3 separate regions of the Homo sapiens genome follow, and all the other regions are linked to region 3. Evidence: chromatin loops called from intact Hi-C (ENCODE). Cell type or tissue: B cell. All regions are shown on one strand. Links, peaks and the distances in the headings refer to the core of each region. The heading gives the core; the rest is flanking DNA. Region 1 overlaps GYS1 (glycogen synthase 1). Region 2 overlaps MAMSTR (MEF2 activating motif and SAP domain containing transcriptional regulator). Region 3 overlaps BCAT2 (branched chain amino acid transaminase 2).

Region 1 (6,105 bases), core at 1-5,000, 180 kb before region 3:
GTGAGGGTGCAGGAAAAACGAACATTTATAAAACCATGAGATCTCGTGAGAATTCACTCACTATCATGAGAACAGCGGCGGGGGAACCACCCCCGTAATCCAATCATTTCCCTCCCTCGACACGTGGGGACTACATTTTGAGATGAAATTTGGGGGGGAACACAGAGTCAAACTATATCATAAATATATATTTAATACATTTTACTATTTGTTTCTTTTTTGAGATGGGGTTATTACTCTGTTGCCAAGGCTCACCTGGAACTCCTAGGTTCAGGTGCTTCTGCCTCAGCCTCTTGAGTATCTGTCATTATAGGTGCATCCCACCATGCCTGACAGATGTATTATATTTAGTGCCTATTTTTGCAGTTTACAGATGTTTTTAGGAAAACTTACATAAGAATTATAGATCAGGCCAGGCATGGTGGCTCACGCCTATAATCCCCACACTTTGGGAGGCCGAGGTGGGAGGATCACTTGAGGACATGAGTTTGAGACCAGCCTGGCCAACATGGTGAAACCCTATCTCTACTACAAATACAAAAATTAGCTGGGGGTGGTGGCAGGCACCTGTAATCCCAGCCCTTCGGGAAGTTGAGGTGGGAGAATCGTTTGAACCCCAGAGGCAGAGATTGCAGTGAGCTGAGATCGCGCCACTGCACTCCAGCCTGGGCGACAGAGTCAGACCCTGTCTAAAATAATAATAATAATAATTATAGGTCAGGGGCAGTGGCTCACACCTATAATCCTAGCATCTTGGAAGGCTGAGGTGGGAGGATAGCTTGAGCTCAGGAGTTCAAGACCAGCCTGGACAACATGGTGAGACCCTGTCTCTATAAAAGATTTTTTTTTTTTTTTGAGACAGAGTCTTGCTCTATTGCCAGGCTGGAGTGCAGTGGCACAGTCTTGGCTCACTGCAACCGCCTCCCGGGTTCAAGTGATTCTCCTGCCTCAGCCTCCAGAGTAGCTGGGACTATAGGCGCCTGCCACCACACCCAGCTAATTTTTGTATTTTTATTAGACACAGGGTTTCACCATGTTGGCCAGGATGGTTTTTTTTTTTTTCTCTTCTTGACCTCGTGATCCACCCGCCTTGGCCTCCCAAAGTGCTGGGATTACAGACATGAGCCACCGTGCCCGGCCTTTTTTTTTTTTATTTTTAATTAGCCATGCGTAGTGTTGTGTGCTCGTAGTCCCAGCCTCTTGGGTGGCTGAGGTGGGAGGATTGCTTGAGCCTAGGAGGTCAAGGCTGCAGTGAGCTATGATCAAGCCACTGTCCTCCAGGTTGGGTGATAAAGTGAGACCTTGTCTCGAGAAAAAAAAAAAAAAAGCATTGGGCCAGGCGCAGTGGCTCACACCTATAATTTGACCACTTTGGGAAGCCAAGACGGATGGATCACCTGAGGTCAGGAGTTCAAGACCTGCCTGGCCAACATGGTGAAACCCTGTCTATACTAAAAAATACAATAATTAACTGGGCATGGTGGTGTGTGCCTGTAGTCCCAGCTACTCGGGTGGCTAAGGCACGAAAATCGCTTGAACCCGGGAGGTGAAGGTTGCAGTGAGCCGAGATTGTGCCACTGCACTACAGCTTGGGTGACAGAGTGAGACCCTGTCTCGAAAGAAAAAAAAAAAAGCATAAAAATCCATCAAAAAATTATAATACATTCCTTGAACTATTTCTCAAGGTTGTTAAAGGTATTAAACAAGACGTACTAGATGCTCTGTACACAGGGATACTAATAATGAGAGACCTTATCTTACCCCCCATCAAAATAGACTAAGTCCGTACAAGATACTGGCACAAGAAAGGATCTTACAGGTTGTGACAATTAAGTAGAATGATGGACCTTGGCCCGATCCTACAGGTTGTGAGAGTTAAGTCAAATGGATATTGGGATGCTCAATAAATTAGCATCCTTATCTCCCAACTATGGACTTTCCCGCATCTTGGAGCAAGAGCAAGTAATTCTCTTTTCTGAGCCTCTTAGCGTCCCCTCTGAGAAATAGGGAAATGCACAGCCTGGTTGTGGGGGCTCAGCGACGCTCCGCACAGCGCCTGGCACTTGGTACAGGCGCCAGTAGAGGGCGGTGTTGAGGCGTCTATTGCGATTAAGACGGTAGGCGATGAGGGAAGCTAAGTGGGTCTCTCTCCTGCCTTCCCGCAGCTGAGTGCACGGTTATGGGAATCCCCAGTATCTCCACCAATCTCTCCGGCTTCGGCTGCTTCATGGAGGAACACATCGCAGACCCCTCAGCTTACGGTCAGCGCCCAGGCCCCTGAGGATTCTGGAAGGGGGCTTGAGAACAGTGACTCCTGGATCCTGGGAAGGAGGAGCTTGCACCCTTGGAGACCAGGGGCACCAGGAAATGGGGGGGCTCTCGGGCCGCTGGGAGAGGAGGGGTCCTGGTGCCACAGAGTCCTGGAGACCATGAAGATCTCCCCAGGATGTTTTCTGAACCTGGGTCCTGGCCTCCACAGGTATCTACATTCTTGACCGGCGGTTCCGCAGCCTGGATGATTCCTGCTCGCAGCTCACCTCCTTCCTCTACAGTTTCTGTCAGCAGAGCCGGCGGCAGCGTATCATCCAGCGGAACCGCACGGAGCGCCTCTCCGACCTTCTGGACTGGAAATACCTAGGCCGGGTAGGACCCCCACTTTCCTATCCTCTCCTGGCAAATCAGCAGCTCCTGGCTAGGGGTCTTTGGTGCAGGGTGCAGGGTCTCATCCTACTTGTAACAGTTGCTGTCCCTTTAAGCAATGAACCAGGCCGATCGCGATGGTGGCTCATGGTTGTAATCCCAGCACTTTGGGAGGCCTAACAGGAAGGATCGCATGAGCTCAGGAGTTAAGAGACCAGCCTGGGCAACATTTTATTTTTACTAAAAATAAAAAAAAATCAGCCGAGCGTGATGGTGCGTGCCTGTAGTCCCAGCTACTGGGGAGGCTGAGGTGGTAGGGTCGCTTGAGCCCCGGAGGTTGAGGCTGCAGTGAGCCTTGTTCAAACCCACTGCACTCCATCCTAGAGTAACAGAACAAGACCGTGTTTAAAAAGAAAAAAAGAACATTGGTCAGGCGTTCTCATTTGCATAAGGGTGTGGCCAAAGAGGAGACTCACTTGAGAATTCGGCCCCTGTTTGAGGGGTATGGCTCAGAAACTGTCCATTCACAGGTCTGCTTATCTACATAAGGGGTGGAGTCAGATAGATGGATTATTTGTATGGGGTGCAGCAGTGTGCTCATCTGCATAAAGGGTGTGGCCAAGACCCCCATCATCTGCCTGGGGGTGGGGCCTGGCTCTCACATCCTCTGCCCCCTCTCCTCCTTTCCCCTAGTACTATATGTCTGCGCGCCACATGGCGCTGTCCAAGGCCTTTCCAGAGCACTTCACCTACGAGCCCAACGAGGCGGATGCGGTGAGTGGACCCTGGATTTCTGCTTAGCCAGGAGCTAAAGGGCTGGGCTTCGGTGGGGTGGGGGTCCCTCCTGGAGTGGGAAGGCCTAGAGGTGGCTGGATGCCTGGGTGGGACTGTGAGGTCCTCAGCTCACCCTGGTTTGCACCCACATCGCCGTATGCAGGCCCAGGGGTACCGCTACCCACGGCCAGCCTCGGTGCCACCGTCGCCCTCGCTGTCACGACACTCCAGCCCGCACCAGAGTGAGGACGAGGAGGATCCCCGGAACGGGCCGCTGGAGGAAGACGGCGAGCGCTACGATGAGGACGAGGAGGCCGCCAAGGACCGGCGCAACATCCGTGCACCAGAGTGGCCGCGCCGAGCGTCCTGCACCTCCTCCACCAGCGGCAGCAAGCGCAACTCTGTGGACACGGCCACCTCCAGCTCACTCAGCACCCCGAGCGAGCCCCTCAGCCCCACCAGCTCCCTGGGCGAGGAGCGTAACTAAGTCCGCCCCACCACACTCCCCGCCTGTCCTGCCTCTCTGCTCCAGAGAGAGGATGCAGAGGGGTGCTGCTCCTAAACCCCCGCTCCAGATCTGCACTGGGTGTGGCCCCGCAGTGCCCCCACCCAGTCCGCCAAACACTCCACCCCCTCCAGCTCCAGTTTCCAAGTTCCTGCACTCCAGAATCCACAAAGCCGTGCCTTTCTCTGGCTCCAGAATATGCATAATCAGCGCCCTGGAGTCCCCTGGGCCTGGACCGCTTCCCAGAGGCCAGGAATCTGCCATTACTCTGCGGTGGTGCCAGAGGTTTTAGGAAACCTGGCATGGTGCTTTCAGGTCTGGGGCTTTTAGAGCCCCCCGTGTGGCTTACAAATTCTACAGCATACAGAGCAGGCCACGCTCAGGCCCGGCATGCGGGCCACCAAGTTCTGGAAACCACGTGGTGTCCCTGCGAATGGGGCGATCAAGTCCAGAGCCGGGGCACTTTCAGAGTTTGAAGGTAACTGAGAGCAGATGGTCCTCCATTTCAACTCCAGAAGTGGGGCTCTGGGAGGGATGTTCTAGCCCTCCCTGGCATGTCAGAGCCAGGCTCTGCCTGGAGGATCCCTCCATCCGGCTCCTGTCATCCCCTACACTTTGGCCAAGCAAGAGGTGGTAGAACCACTTGGCTGCTCATTCCTTCTGGAGGACACACAGTCTCAGTCCAGATGCCTTCCTGTCTTTCTGGCCCTTTCTGGACCAGATCCTACTCTTCCTTTCTAAATCTGAGATCTCCCTCCAGGGAATCCGCCTGCAGAGGACAGAGCTGGCTGTCTTCCCCCACCCCTAACCTGGCTTATTCCCAACTGCTCTGCCCACTGTGAAACCACTAGGTTCTAGGTCCTGGCTTCTAGATCTGGAACCTTACCACGTTACTGCATACTGATCCCTTTCCCATGATCCAGAACTGAGGTCACTGGGTTCTAGAACCCCCACATTTACCTCGAGGCTCTTCCATCCCCAAACTGTGCCCTGCCTTCAGCTTTGGTGAAAGGGAGGGCCCCTCATGTGTGCTGTGCTGTGTCTGCACCGCTTGGTTTGCAGTTGAGAGGGGAGGGCAGGAGGGGTGTGATTGGAGTGTGTCCGGAGATGAGATGAAAAAAATACATCTATATTTAAGAATCCCAGGTGTGGTCAGACATGACACTTGGTGGGCCTGGCTGTGACGTCCCCCCAGTACCACCCCTTCCCTGGTCTGAGCTCATCCTCTTATTCTAGAGAGACTTGGGGGGTCTCCCTATGTTGCTTAGGCTGGTCTCAACCTCCTGGGCTCAAGTGATCGTCCTGCCTTGGCCTCCCAAAGTGCTGGGATTACAGGCTTGAACCACCCTGCCCCAGACCCAGGGGAAGGAGAAGGGGAAGAGTCAGAGCTGACACAGCAGTTTTGCAGCTTGGACACAGCAAGTGCTTTTTAAGGCCTGTTTTAAGCTTCTTCAGTTCCCATTTGGAGAATCCGGCCCAAGGTTTCACATCCCATTTCTGTGATGAACCCTAAACCCCTTGTCCAGCATTGCTTGGGCATCACGTGTTCCTGGCTGCTCAGCTCCACTGGCCAGTTCCTCTCAGTGTGCGCCTCACATTGGGATCACTCAAGCTCGGGCCATAATCTCTTAAACTCTGGAGCAAAGACCTCAGTGAGCCCCCCGGTTGCCATGCAAGTTGCATAGCAATAGCGTCAATGTGCCCATATAAAGGGCCTAATAATTCCAACTGCCTCCCAGAATTGAGGCTTTTTTCTTTTTTGAGACAGAGTCTTACTCTGTTGCCCAAGCTGGAGCACAGTGGCGCCATCTCAGCTCACCGCAACTTCCGTGAGGCAGACATGTTTTTTGTTTGAGATGGGAGTTCCACTCTTTTTGCCCAGGCTGGAGTGCAATGACGCCATCTCAGCTCACTGCAACCTCCGCCTCCCAGATTCAAGCGATTCTCCTACCTCAACCTCCTGACTAGCTGGGATTACAGGTATGAGCCACCACACCCAGCTAATTTTGTATTTTAGTAGAGACGGGGTTTCTTCATGTTGGTCAGGCTGGTCTCGAACTCCTGACATCAGGTGAGCGACCCACCTGGCCCCATAATCACTCGTTAAATAGGGCTGTTTCTGGCTGAGACCTAACATCTGTTTCTAGATACCAACCTAGGTCTTAATTCAACTCCCTGGAGTCTAT
Region 2 (6,878 bases), core at 1,297-6,296, 83 kb after region 3:
TGTCCTTTCCCAAGGATCCAGGGTCCAGGTCTCTGGCCACCCCACCCCTAGGAGCTCTGCTTCCTGCTTCTCCACCCTAATGAGATGCTTGAACTTGGATCCTGCTTCTTTGGAGAAGACAGGCATCCTGGTCTCCACATTTGGTATACATGAGAAGCTCTGGATATAGCTTTTTTTTTTTTTTTTTTTTTTGAGATGGAATCTTGCTCTGTCGCCAGGCTGGAGTGTCATGGCTCAATCTAAGCTCACTGAAACCTCTACCTCCCAGGTTCAAGCGATTCTCCTGCCTCAGCCTCCTGAGTAGCTGAGATTACAGGCACGTGCCACCACGCCTGGCTAATTTTTGTATTGTTAGTAGAGACGGAGTTTCACCATGTTGGCCGGGCTGGTCTTGAACTCCTGACCTCAAGTGATCCGCCCGCCTCAGTCTCCCAAACTGCTGGGATTACAGGCGTGAGCCACCGCGGCCGGCCTGGATGTAGCTTTCAGCCTCTCCCTCTCCCCAAGAACCAGGAGTGCAGGCCCCACCCCTGTCCTAGCAAAACCTCAGACATCTGTGATCCTCAGCTACCACACCCCTTTGTGATAGAAAATTCCTGCTTTACTTGAGAATGTAGCAACCGGAGCCCCCCCACACCTCCGCCCTCAGATCCAGTTCAGGCGCCCATCTCCCAGCAATCAAGTCTTGCTCCCTGGCCTGCCCTCCGGCACCCTGGAGCCCCGCTTTCCACACAGCCTTGCTCCTCCCGGCCTGGCTTGCTGCCTGCAGGCCTCTCAGGGTCCTTCACCGTCTCTCCAGTCTCGGATCCGGACCCGTGGATCTCAGCCTCAGACCCTCCTCTGGCCCCGGCCTTGCCCTCGGGCACGGCCCCTTTCCTCTTCAGCCCTGGGGTCCTGCTCCCCGAGCCAGAATATTGTCCTCCTTGGAGGTCCCCAAAGAAGGTGAGTCTCGACTGGAGGGAGAGGTCCCTCTGAGAGCCTAGTCTTTGTCTCCCTTGTTGCTGCTGCCATTTTTGCTCCTCTTCGGTGGCACCGAGCTGACCCCATACTTTGCATGTAGTCCTGGGGCCGGAAGGTGGGAGCCGCGCTGAAGCCTAAAACATCACACCTGCTCTTTCAGGAGTCTCCCAAGATCTCCCAACGTTGGAGGGAGTCCAAGCCCAGGGGGAACTTGACATACCACCAGTACATGCCCCCAGAGCCGAGACAGGGATCCAGGGCGGACCCCCAAGCCGAGGGGTCCGCCCTGGGTCCTCCTGGGCCATCTCTGTGGGAAGGGACAGACTCGCAGCAGCCACATCCTAGGTATGACACCCACTTCTGTTCTCCCGGGACCCAGAAATTCAGGTCCCAGCATCCTCCTCCCTCAAACCTCGAGTCCAAGATTAGGGGATTGGGGCCCCCAACCCTCTCTTCTCCCAGGGTTTAAGAGTCCAGGATCCCAGCCCCTCCCTTCGCCCTTCAGACCCGAGTCTGAACGCCTAGTTCCTCCTCCCCCATGCACAGAAATCTAGCCCCATGTTTGCGCCCTTGGAGACCCAGAATTCTGGACCCTCACTTTTCTGCATCTTCCCCAGCTCCCCGTCTTTGAGGACCCCAGAACGCCTTTTCCCCCTCTACCTCTCTAACCTTTGTTCGCCCCTCACGATTATCACCAGGATGAAGCCCTCTCCCCTCACTCCCTGCCCACCAGGAGTCCCTAGCCCCTCGCCCCCCCCACACAAGTTGGAACTTCAGACCCTTAAACTGGAGGAGCTGACGGTGAGTTTGGGGTGTAACTTTCCAGGCCTTCTCTCTCCTTCGGTGGGGTCCCAGAATTCCAACCCCGCAGCCTCTGCCCTCTGGAAATCCAGGAGATCGGGTACCCAGTCCCATCCTGTTTTAGGGTCCCAGGAGTCCGGACCCCCAGTGCCTCCTTTCTCGGTTTCCAAATATCCTGTCCAGCTCCTGCCTGCGCCCGGGAGCCCGCCCAGCACTGCCTCTTCCCACGCCCCGCCCCTCCCCAGGTCTCAGAGCTCCGGCAGCAGCTGCGCCTGCGGGGCCTCCCAGTGTCGGGGACCAAGTCTATGCTCCTGGAGCGCATGCGCGGCGGCGCGCCGCCCCGCGAGCGGCCGAAGCCGCGGCGCGAGGACAGTCCCGCGGGTGCTCCCTGGCCGCGCCTCAAGCCCAAGGCCCTGGCAGCCGCCCGGCGTCAGGGCTCGGTGAGGGCGGGGCTATGAGCTTGCGGACCAATGAAGAGAAAGCAAAGTGGGCCGGGGCGGGGTGTCGAAAAAACTAGCCAATGAAGTGTGGGGGCGAGGACCAGCGGTAGGAAGCCTTGAAGGCGAGGGGACGTGGTTCAGACTAACAGGGGGCGGATCTTTAGAGAAGAGGAGCCAATGAAAGAATAGGGGGCGAGGCCAAAGGGGTTGATGAGCGAGGGGTCGCGAGAGGATCAAGGGGTGGAGCCACACGTTGCGAGTGGGTGGGGTTGCGCCCTGTGGGCATGGCTTATGGGCGCTCGCCCTCTTGGCTGCTCTAGGTCAAGCCCAGCGCAGCATCTCACAGGCCACCTCTTCCACGTGCCGCGGATACCCCGGGGACGGCTCCGGCTCCAACTCCCACTCCGGCTCCTGCTGCAGCTCCAGCCCTGACCCCTTCCTCAGGGCCGGGCTCAGCGGCTCTGACTCTGGAGGAGGAGCTGCAGGAAGCGATCCGGAGGGCGCAGGTAAGAGGGTGTGGGTTGAATCCGGCTAGGGTTCTCCAGTCAGGTCCAGGTCGCAGTCCCGAGTTCACGCCAAATTTCTCCATCCGCAGTTGCTTCCTAACCGGGGCATCGATGACATCCTGGAGGATCAGGTGGAGCCTGATGGTAGGATCCAAACTGCTAGATTTAGGGGAGGTGGGGGCTGAGGTTCTGGACTCCTGCGTCCAAGGGAGGCGTGAGCTGGGGAGCTGGATCCTGGAAATGGGGTATGGGGGGCTGGCGCCCGGACCCCTGACTTTCCAAGCTCATGTACCATTCTTTATCCCGCAGACCCCCTGCCCCCTATTCCCCTGGACTTCCCTGGCTCCTTCGACGTGCTGTCCCCCTCCCCGGACTCTGAAGGCCTCTCATCTGTTTTCTCCTCTTCACTCCCGTCTCCCACGAACTCCTCCTCCCCTTCTCCCAGGGACCCCACGGACTCCCTGGACTGGCTGGAGGCCCTGAGCGGGGGTCCTCCTCTGGGTTCTGGTCCCCCACCCCCCAGCATCTTCTCCGCTGACTTATCTGACTCCAGCAGCAGCCGGCTGTGGGACCTGCTGGAGGATCCATGGTGATGGATTCTAGGATTTACAGAGACAGAGAACTGATGGGGGTGGAGAGAAGCTCCTTGTGGGAGGAGAGGGAACTACCAGCAGAGCCCCTCCTACCGCAGACACAGGATCGGAGACAACCTCCAACCCCACCTGCCTCCTGAAGTGCTGCTGACATGCAACTGCCTTAACTTTGCCTACCTGGCCTCCTTATGATCCCCCTCCGGCGTGGTATGGTTGGGGGGCTTCTTTTGCTGCTGGCCACGGCAAACAAGCTGCTTGCTGCTTCCTTCAGAGACCTCATGGATGTTCTTACATGCCCCCGACCCCGGTAGATGGCTCCCTGTTGTTTGGGGAGCCTGGAAGGTGGTTATGCCTTTTGGATGCAGGAGAGGAGCAAGAAAGAGTGGAGAGGGAGAATGGGGGAGCCGGACCCTGACCTCCCTGGGTTCTGGTTGGAGATGAAAAAATTAGAAGCATCAGGTCTAAGATCAGCTTCTCTTGGAAGCAGAGCCTGAGACAAGATATAAATGCCAGTCATTTATTAAAGAAGTGTTCTGGCTGGGTGCGGTGGCTCACGCCTGCGATCCCAGCACTTTGGGAGGCTGAGGCAAGTGGATCACCTGAGGTCAGGAGTTCGAGACCAGCCTGGCCAACATGGTGAAACCCTGTCTCTACCAAACACACACACACAAAAAAAAATTAGCTGGGCATGGTGGCACATGCCTGGAATCCCAGCTACTTGGGAGGTTGAGGCAGGAGAATCGCTTGAACCCGGGAGGCGGAGGTTGTGGTGAGCTAAGATCGCTCCATTGCACTCCAGCCTGGGCAACAGGAGCTAAACTCCATCTTAAAAAAAAAAAAAGAGAGAGAGAAAAAGAAAGAAATGTTCCCAGGAGAAACCAGCAGAAGAGTGGGGAAAACAGGACAGCAAAGGGGAAGAGGAGCAAGAGGTGACTTCAGGTGAAGTTCCAACCTCAGCCTAATCCTGCAGGGAGCTCCAGAGCACAAATTAAGTTGTGGAGTCTTTCCTGTCTTGGGACACATGGAACTGGGCCTTTGTATCTCCCTGTTTGAGCTTATTATAGCCAAACAACAAACCAGGCTCAGTGGCAAACGCCTGTAATCCCAGCACTTTGGGAAGCTGAGGCAGGCAGATCACTTGAGGCCAAGAATTCAAGACCAGCCTGGCCAACATGGTGAAACCCATCTCTACTAAAAATACATAAAAACTGGGCCGGGCACGGTGGCTCACACCTGTAATCCCAGCACTTTGGGAGGCCAAGGTGGGCGGATCACGAGGTCAGGAGATCGAGACCATCCTGGCTAACACGGTGAAACCCGGTGAAACCCTGTCTCTACTAAAAATACAAAAAAATTAGCTGGGCATGGTGGCATGTGCCTGTAGTCCCAGCTACTCGGGAGGCTGAGGCAGGAGAATGGCGTGAACCCGGGAGGCGGAGCTTGCAGTGATCTGAGATTGTGCCACCACACTCCAGCCTGGGCAACAGAGCGAGACTCCGTCTCAAAAAAAAAAAAAAAAAAAAAAAACTAGCCAGGTATGGTGGTGGGAGCCTGTAATCCCAGCTACGTGAGAGACCGAGGCAGGAGAATCACTTGAAACCAGGAGGTGGAGGCTGCAGTGAGCTGAGATCATGCCACTTCACTCCAGCCTGGGCAACAGAGTGCTACTCCATCTCAAAACAAACAAACAAACAAACAAACAAACAACAAAAACCCACACCACCCCAAAACTTAGAGTTGTAAAACAATAACTATCTATGACTGCTCACAAATGCATGGGTTGACTGGGCTCAGCAGGGCAGTTCTTCAGTTCCATGTGATGTTGGCTAGAGCTGCAGTCATCTCAGGGCCCACCTGGGCTAGCACATACAAGATGGCACATCAGATGTGTGTGGCACCGTGGTGGGGATAGCATGAAGGCTGGGCCCAGCTGGGTTGTGCAGTGTGACACTCCATGCAGTGTCAGCACTATTCCTCTGTGGCCTCTCCCCCGGGATAACTAGATTTCTTGCATGATAGCTCAGGGCTCCCAAGAGTGAGTATTCCAAGAGCCAGGAGCAGAAGCTACCAGTCTCTTAAAGACTAGGCTTGAAACTGGCACAATTTCTCTTCCACTGTATTTTATAATTAATGCAAGTCAGGCAAGCCCACGTTAAATACGGGAGGGCACTATACAAATCTGTGAATATCAGGGACATGCTCACTAGGGGCTACATCTGGAGACTTGCCACTATACCACCCCTAGTCAGCCATGAGCCATGGGTCACAGAGGGAGGGAGGAATGACATAAACTCCCAGGAACCTCCAGCCCAAGGGCAGTCCTGGGAAGAACGTCATAGGGTAAGTTGTTAGCAGCAAAATGTTTTAAAATGTAGGTTTTGGCCGGGCGCGGTGGCTCATGCCTGTAATGCCAGCACTTTGGGAGGCCGAGGCGGGTGGATCATGAGGTCAGGAGTTCGAGACTAGCCTGACCAATATGGTGAAACCCAGTCTCCAGTAAAAATACAAAAATTAGCTGGGCATGCGCCTTTAATCCCAGCTACTCAGGAGGCTGAGGCAGGAGAATTGCTTGAATCTGGGAGGTGGAGGTTGCAGTGAGCCAAGATCGCGCCACTGCACTCCAGCCTGGGTGACAGAGTGAGACTCCATCTCAAAAAAAAAAAAAAAAAATAGGTTTCAGGGCCAAACACCGTGGTTCATACCTGTAGTCCCAGCTACTCTGGAGGCTGAGGCAGGAGGATCACTTGAGCTTTGAAGTTTGAGGTTGCAGTGAGCTATGATTGCACCAGTGCACTCCAGCCTGGGCAACAGATCAAGATCCTGTGTTTCAAAAAAAAAAAAAAAAAAAAAAAGATTGGGCCCAGTGATTCACGCCTGTAATCCTGGCACTTTGGGAGGCCGAGGCGGGTGGATCACCTGAGGTCAGAAGTTCGAGACCAGCCTGGCCAATGTGCTAAAACCCCATATCTACTAAAAATACAAAAAAAAAAAATAATTAGCCAGGTGTGGTGGTGCACACCTGTAGTTCCAGCTACTCGGGAGGCTGAGGCAGGAGAATCACTTGCAGTGAGATGAGATCATGCCTGCACTCCAGCCTGGGCAACACAGTGAGACTCCATCTTAAAAAAACAAAAGTAGTCCCAGCACTTTGGGAGTCCGAGGCAGGTGGATCACGAGGTCCGGAGATCAAGACCACGGTGAAACCCCGTTTCTACTAAAAATACAAAAAATTAGCCAGGCGCAGTGGTGGGCGCCTGTAGTCCCAGCTACTGGGGAGGCTGAGGCAGGAGAATGGCCTGAACCCAGGAGGTGGAGCTTGCAGTGAGCCGAGATCACGCCACTGCACTCCAGCCTGGGCGAAAGAGTGAGACTCTGTCTCAAAGAAATAATAATAAAAATAAACAAAACAAAACAAAAAAGACCAGAAGAGGCAAGGTAAGTGGGTTTGAGATTACCTAGTTTGAATTTCAGCAGGCTCTGGAGCATAGAGGCTGTCCTGAGTTTTTGGTGCCTGGCTCAGGGAGCCTGTGCTCATAAAGGTGTGGATGGGGTGTGGGCTCTGGATTGGCTGGTTTACA
Region 3 (7,174 bases), core at 1,196-6,195:
TGGCCTCAGCTCAGCAGGGCAGGAAGGAGACAGCTGGGTCTCCTGGGCAACCAAGGCAGAGGGTGGGCACTGGCGTGTTGGGACAGGAATGTGGCCCCAGCTGGGGGTGCATTCAGGTCCTTTCAGCCACATCCTGTGAGGTCTCCTGAGGGCCAGGCCCTGTGCTGGCAGAAGCTGGGGACACAGATGAGTCAGCCCCGAGCCCTGCTCTCCTGGGTCTCCCAGGCTGGTGGGAGCCCCAGTATTCGGAGCTGCATGTTCTCTGGTGAGGTGACCCAGGGCATTGTGAAAGCCTTCACAGAGGCCAGAGGCGGTGGCTCACGCCTGTAATCCCAGCACTTTGGGAGGCTGAGGCGGGCAGATCACGAGGTCAGGAGATCGAGACCATCCTGATTAACACAGTGAAACCCCATCTCTACTAAAAATACAAAAAAAAAAAAAAAAAATTAGCCGGGCTTGGTGGCGGGCGCCTGTAGTCGCAGCTACTCAGGAGGCTGAGGCAGGACAATGGCGAGAACCCAGGAGACAGAGCTTGCAGTGAGCCGAGATCGCGCCACTGCACTCCAGCCTGGGCGACAGAGCGAAACTCCATCTCAAAAAAAAAAAAGAAAGGTTTCGCAGAGGAGGCGACCCTTCAACTAGGTCTGACGAGGAGGGAGGAGGGGGTTTCCTGGGTACAAAAGTCAGCAAACTGTTTCCAGTCCTGGGAACCATGTGTACAGGGACAGAAGGAATAGGATCACAGAAGATGTTCAGGTTACAAAAATAAGTTTGGGTTTTGAAAAATGCTTAGCAAGTATTCATTAGACCCAGGCAGGCCTGGAATGCCGGAAGGAGGCTAGGGTCTTGTCCTGGGGCACTGGGGAGCCATGGGAGGCTTGTTAGCAGCTGAGGGGAGAGGCTATCTCTGGGAGAGAGACTCAGAAAGTCATCCAGGTAGCCCAGTTCACTGGGGGAGTCCAGGGAAGGTCCAGCACCCAGCCTGGAGGTCTGGAAACACCTCTCGAGGAGGTGACAACAGAAACGGTTTTGGAGCCAGGCGCGGTAGCTCACGCTTGTAATCCCAGCACTTTGGGAGGCCGAGGTAGGCGGATCACTTGAGGTCAGGAGTTTGAGACCAGCCTGGCCAACATGGTGAAACCCCGTCTCTACTAAAAATATAAAAAGTAAGGCCGGGCGCTGTGGCTCACTCTTGTAATCCCAGCACTTTGGGGGGCTGAGGCGGGCATATAAATATAAATGTGAATATAAATTAGCCGGACATGGTGCTGCATGCCCCAGTTACTCCAGTTACTCAGGAGGCTGAGGCACGAGAATCGCTTGGACCCGAGAGGCGGAGGTTGCAGTGAGCTGAGATCGCACCACTGCACTCTAGCCTCAGCCTGGGCGACAGAGCAAGACTCTGTCTCAAAAAAAAAAAAAAGAAAAAAAGAAAAAAAGAAATGGTTTTGAATGACAGCTGAGGATTTGGTCAGTATGAAATGGGTGAGGGCTGGGCGCGGTGGCTCACGCCTGTAATCCCAGCACTTTGGGAGGCTGAGGCGGGCAGATCACCAGGTCAAGAGAGGCTGAGGCAGGAGAATCTCTTGAACCTGGGAGGCGGAGGTTGCAGTGAGCCAAGATCGCACCACTGCACTCCAGCCTGGGTGACAGAGCGAGACTCCGTCTTAAAAAAAAAAGAAAAGAAAAGAAAGAAAAGTGGGAAGAGACAGGAGAGAGGGGACATAACCATTTAGGGTCCTGATGCCAAATGAAAAGTCAAGGATTCCATCTCAGGGGAACTGGGGAGCCCTGTGAGAGCTGTGAGCAGGGAGACGGGAGAGAGTAGGATGAGCCTCCTCTGGGGCTGGGCTGGGGAAGGATGGGGCTCCCTTGCCCCACCCAACCAGACTGCCCTCCACCAGGAATTATGGGCCCACCGTGTTAGTGCAACAGGAGGCACTCAAGCGGGGCTGTGAACAGGTCCTCTGGCTGTATGGGCCCGACCACCAGCTCACCGAGGTGGGAACCATGAACATCTTTGTCTACTGGACCCACGAAGATGGGGGTAAGCCCACCCATGACCCAGCCCGAACCCTGGTGGAAGTGGGTGGCACCATCATTCCTGGCAGGTTACAGGCCCCAGGGATTCTGGGATGGGGGAAGGGGGTGGCTCTTAAGACGGCGGTGCTAGGGGGTGAGAGGTAACATCTTCCACCCCTTACACCTGCCCTAGTGCTGGAGCTGGTGACGCCCCCGCTGAATGGTGTTATCCTGCCTGGAGTGGTCAGACAGAGTCTACTGGACATGGCTCAGACCTGGGTGAGGACATGGCATCTTCTGGTGATGGGCGCCATGTGCCAGGGGCCAGGGCATCAGAGGGCTGGGACTGGGGCACACTGGCATGTCTCTGCCCCTTCTCCTGGGTCTGTCTCTCCCGTTGGGCCTCTGTCTTTCTCACTATCCTCAGGGAGGGAGAGGTGGAGGTCTGCAGCAGGGCAACCCTCTGGGGACACGTGTCTCTGCCAACTGCCCTGCAGGGTGAGTTCCGGGTGGTGGAGCGCACGATCACCATGAAGCAGTTGCTGCGGGCCCTGGAGGAGGGCCGCGTGCGGGAAGTCTTTGGCTCGGGCACCGCTTGCCAGGTCTGCCCAGTGCACCGAATCCTGTACAAAGACAGGGTGAGGCGGGGCTGCCATTGTGGGTGGGAGGGAAGGAGGGGAGGGGCTTGGTCCTCACCGCACCTTCTGTCCCAGAACCTCCACATTCCCACCATGGAAAATGGGCCTGAGCTGATCCTCCGCTTCCAGAAGGAGCTGAAGGAGATCCAGGTGAGCTGCAGGGAGCTGGGGAATGGGCTGGGAGCTTGTTCCCTGGAGAAGTTGGTGTCCCATGAGCCCCTGGACTAACAGCCAGCCTCCTTCAGTAGTACCAGGAACAGATAATGGCCTTTCTTATTGAGGCCCTGGAGAGTGGGCTTTCTGTGCTGCTCTGTGGCCTGGAAAACCCCTTGGGGCTAAATCACCCTTTCCTGGGAGCTCCCGGAGCCCTGGATATGTCTTCAGCTTTGGAAACCCCTTCCTGTGATCCTCTGCGGCTCCTGGGTGCCCTGGTAGGAGAAACCCCCTCTCCGTGGGCCTCTGAGGCCCCTGGGTGCCCTGGTGGGAGAAACTCCCTCCCTGTGATCCTCTGCTGCCCCGGGTGCCCTGGTGGGAGAAAGGCCCTTTCCATGAATCACTGAGACCTTAGCCAGCCCTCTGGCCATCTCAGAGGTTGGCCTCCCAAGATTCCCTGGAGCCCTGGGCTATCCCTTTGGCCGGAGAAAGCTTCCTCCCATGAGCCTCTGGACCTTGGCCCCTCTCTGGCACCAGACTGTTTAATCCCATAAATCTCTGGGGGTATTCCCATCTTCTGGGCCAAGATCTCTTTCCCAAGAATCTCTGGGCTCCTTTCCCAGACCTAGAGCTACATTTCTGTAAACTTTTGTGCATCAGGACCTAGAACTACACATCCTCTGACTATCTGGGCTTTCTGAGCTGAAAGTGACTTTTTCCAAGAGCCTTAGAGGCCTGGCCATAATTCCTGTCTTCAGAACTACATCTCCCGGAAGCCTCTGCGCCGCCTTAGCCTTGATTCCCCGTTCCCATCATTGTTGGGGCCCTCTGGGAAGTGGACTACATTTCCCGTGAGCCGCTGGGGCACAGCTCCGTAGGCACTCGGCCTGGAACACCCCAGGGCCTACTGGGAGTTGTAGTGCAGCTTCCACCTCACGCACTGCCTCCGTTGTTCCGCAGTACGGAATCAGAGCCCACGAGTGGATGTTCCCGGTGTGAAGCTGCAGGCTGTGCTCCAGATCCACCGACCCGTAGCATCTCGTCACGCCAGCACTCGCCTCCCTACCAATGACTCACCTGAAGTGCAATACGAAATAAAAGGCCAGCGGGCGGCGTCTGGGTCTCTGGCGCCCCCATGTGGTTGCGACACTCCCAAAGCCGTAAGGGCCGACCCAGGCATCTTGGCCCCCAGCCCCTCGTCGCGGGTTCAGGTCCGCCCATTACTCCTTGTCGTGCGGTCAAGGATACACCTTGGCCCCGATTCCGGATCTCTCCGTTCTCAGGCCAGACCCCTGGTGCTGCCGTTGATTTTTTTTTCTCTGTCTTTGCTGCAATTTTGAAATAAAATGCCAAAGAACACACATTGTCGGGCTTCTTCAGTGACGTGACTCTGGGGCTTTAACCCAGGAATCCTGCTTCCTCAGCCCATTTTATTCTGAAGGACTCAGTCATCCGAGCCCCCAGTGTTCTGATGGTTTCTCCAACCTGGGGGAGCATTTCATGTCTCCGGCACTGAACTTACTATCTGCCCCCCACCAACCAGCTCCTCCCCTACTTTCCCGTCTCCCAGTCTCTAGGCCGGACCCCTAGGTGCTGCATCCTTTTCTCTCAAAGCCCACGAGGCCCCGATCCCTGTTCCTCCTGCCCCCGACTCTGCTGTCCGTTCCCCCGCCTCTTTGTCCCCTAGGCCCTGGCCTCAGCTCAGCTGCTGTCTTCTACTGGCACCCTTGTTCCAGCCTGCAGTCTGCTACCTGGCCCAAAGGGTCTTTTCTACACCCAGACGTGGCCCAGTGCCCTCAGCCAGGACTGTAGTCACGGGACCCTAGTGGGTGTGGAGTGAGGCACGATACTCTCACCTGCTGGAGGGATTAAACGTGGAAGAGTTTAGACTGGGTATGGTGACTCCCACCTGCAATTCCAGCACTGTGGGAGGCTGAGGCGGGAGGATTGCTTGAGACCAGGCTGGGCAACACAGTGAGATCCCATCTGTACAGAAAATACAGAAAATTAACCAGGTGAGGTGGCATGTGAGTATAGTCCCAGCTACTCCAGAGGCTGAGGTGGGAGGATTGCCTGAGCCCGGGAGGTTGAGGCTGCAGTGAGCTGTGATTGTGCCACTACACTCCAGCCTGGGTGACAGAGCAAGACTGTCTTGAAAAAAAGGCCAGGCACTGTGGCTCATGCCCGTAATCCCAGCACTTTGGGAGGCCAAGGTGGGCGGATCACCTGAAGTCAGGAGTTCAAGAGCAGCCTGGCCAACATGGTGAAACCCCATCTCTACTAAAAATACAAAAAAACCAGCTGGACGTGGTGGAGGGTGCCTGTAATCCCATCTACTTGAGAGGCTGAGGCAGGAGAATCGCTTGAACCTAGGAGGCAGAGGTTGCAGTGAGCAGAGATCATGCCACTGCACTCCAACACACACACACACACACACACACACACACAGACACACACACACACTTTATTTTATTTTTTTCTTGAGACAGAGTCTCGCTCTGTCGCTCAGGCTGGAGTGCAGTGGCATGATCTCGACTCACTGCAACCTCTGCCTCCTGGGTTCAAGCGATTGTCCTGCCTCAGCCTCCCCAGTAGCTGGGACTACAGGCGTGCACTACCATGCCCAGCTAATTTTTGTATTTTTAGTAAAGATGGGAGTTTTGCCATGTTGGCCAGGCTGGTCTCAAACTGCTGACCTCAGGTGATCCACCTGCCTCGGCCTCTCAACATGCTGGGATGATAGGCATGAGCTACCCAACCTGGCCCACATATACCTTTTCATATTATAATTGTTATGTGGAGGTGTAGAGAAAGCCAGGCATTCGGATGGACGAGGCACATCCTCTTGCAGATTCGAATTCACAGACTGCCTTGGTTATCGGCTGGCTGTGTGACCTCAGGTGTGGTGCTTAATCTCCTTGATCCAATTTGCTGGAGGGACACCCTGTGGGACTATTCTGGCAAACATGATCTGTGGCCTATCCAGCAGCCATCGGCGTTGACACTGAAAGTCCAGTTTTTTACGGCGTCAGCAGACCCATTACCACATCCTCTCATTTCCCATTGTCAATGATCCCTCAAGGAAAGGTTAGAGGCCAAGGGGATCCTAAGGGAAACTTGCCTGGAGGCCTCTGGGAAGCTTTCTTCCCTTGATAAAACAATCCATGTGCTCACTTCGGCAGCACATATACTAAAATTGGAATGATACAGAGAAGACTAGGATGGCCCCTGTGCGAGGATGACACACAAATTCGCAAAGCATTCCATATTTTTTTGTCCTCAGCAAACTAACACAGGAACAGAAAACCAAACACCGGTCTGAGCACAGTGGCTCACGCCTATAATCCCAGCACTTTCGGAGGCCGAGGTGGGCAGATCACTTGAGGTCTGGAGTTCGAGACCAGCCTGGCCAACATGGTGAAACCCCATTTCTACTAAAAATATGAAAATGAGCCAGGCATGGTGGCACACACCTGTACTCTCAGTTACTCGGGAGGCTGAGGCACAAGAATTGCTTGAATCTGGGAAATGGAGGTTGCAGTGAGCCAAGATCACACCACTACACTCCAGCCTGGGTGACAGAGTGAGACCCTCTCTCAAAAAAATAAAGAAGCCGGGCGCGGTGGCTCACACCTGTACTCCCAGCACTTTGGGAGGCTGAGGCAGGTGGATCACGAGGTCAGGAGATCAAGACCATCCTGGCTACCATGGTGAAACCCTGTCTCTACTAAAAATACAAAAAAAAAAATTAACCGGGCATGGTGGTGGGCGCCTGTAGTCCCAGCTACTCGGGAGGCTGAGGCAGGAGAATGGTGTGAACCTGAGAGGTGGAGCTTGCAGTGAGCCGAGATCGTGCCACTGCACTCCAGCCTGGGTGACAGAGCGAGACTCCATCTAAAAAAAAAAAAAAAGAAAAAAAGAAAACCAACCAAACACCGCATGTTCTCATTTATAAGTGGGAGCTGAACAATGAGAACACAAGGACACGGGGAGGGGAACAACATACACTGGGGCCTGTTGCAGGGTGGTGGGGAGGGAAAGCATCAGGATAAATAGCTAATGGATGCGGGGCTTAATACCAGGTGATGGGTTAACAGGTGCAGCAAACCACCATGGCACACGTTTACCCATGTAACAAACCTGCATGTCCTGCACATGTACCCCAGAACTTAAAATAAAATTAAGGCTGGGCTTGGTGGCTCATGCCTGTAATCCTAGCACTTTGGGAGGCCAAGGCAGGCTCGTCACCTGAGGTCAGGGGTTCCAGACCAGCTTGGCCAACATGTGGAAACACTGTCTCTACTAAAAATACAAAAAATAGACTGGGTGAGGTGGCTCACGCCTGTAATCCCAGCACTTTG

The links. Hi-C counts contacts between places; a loop is a spot of excess contacts. Peaks named below come from ENCODE experiments on the same cell type or tissue, not always from the same donor. Only the 100,000 strongest peaks of a DNase experiment are listed, where the experiment ranks them.
Region 1: it touches region 3 in a loop (17-fold over the local background); 86 of 110 quality-filtered maps call a loop at or near these places.
Region 2: a loop joins it to region 3, with 11 times the contacts of the local background. A loop is called at or near these places in 4 of 110 quality-filtered maps.

The regions. Positions count from the first base shown.
Region 1 is chr19:48,967,084-48,973,188 of GRCh38, reverse strand. GYS1 (glycogen synthase 1) reads left to right here. Exons shown (of 16, transcript NM_002103.5): 13 at 2,166-2,261; 14 at 2,480-2,643; 15 at 3,334-3,414; 16 at 3,578-5,059. The coding sequence ends at 3,901. Among named protein-coding and RNA genes, the nearest start is that of FTL, 4.8 kb to the right of the region's middle. RefSeq lists a cis regulatory region at 1,841-2,361 and enhancers at 2,338-2,865, 4,631-4,860. In B cell, for the core only: CTCF peaks have their summits at 1,876 and 2,075 (motif pointing right); a DNase peak (open chromatin) is centred at 2,088.
Region 2 is chr19:48,709,689-48,716,566 of GRCh38, reverse strand. It overlaps MAMSTR (MEF2 activating motif and SAP domain containing transcriptional regulator), which reads left to right. Exons shown (of 10, transcript NM_001130915.2): 4 at 800-942; 5 at 1,121-1,305; 6 at 1,659-1,761; 7 at 2,007-2,201; 8 at 2,522-2,707; 9 at 2,797-2,851; 10 at 3,017-3,842. The coding sequence ends at 3,300. Among named protein-coding and RNA genes, the nearest start is that of MAMSTR, 6.6 kb to the left of the region's middle. RefSeq lists a silencer at 1,950-2,239. In B cell, for the core only: a CTCF peak has its summit at 3,260; DNase peaks (open chromatin) are centred at 2,286 and 3,296; H3K4me3 peaks cover 1,878 bases; H3K27ac peaks cover 785 bases.
Region 3 is chr19:48,792,064-48,799,237 of GRCh38, reverse strand. BCAT2 (branched chain amino acid transaminase 2) reads left to right here. Exons shown (of 11, transcript NM_001190.4): 7 at 1,905-2,047; 8 at 2,216-2,301; 9 at 2,520-2,660; 10 at 2,736-2,810; 11 at 3,774-4,174. The coding sequence ends at 3,812. It also overlaps the pseudogene RNU6-317P. Among named protein-coding and RNA genes, the nearest start is that of BCAT2, 15 kb to the left of the region's middle. RefSeq lists enhancers at 1-61, 2,483-3,118, 3,716-3,895, 3,936-4,005, 5,238-5,738 and 1 more. In B cell, for the core only: CTCF peaks have their summits at 3,749 and 3,951 (motif pointing left); a DNase peak (open chromatin) is centred at 3,857; H3K4me3 peaks cover 644 bases; H3K27ac peaks cover 985 bases.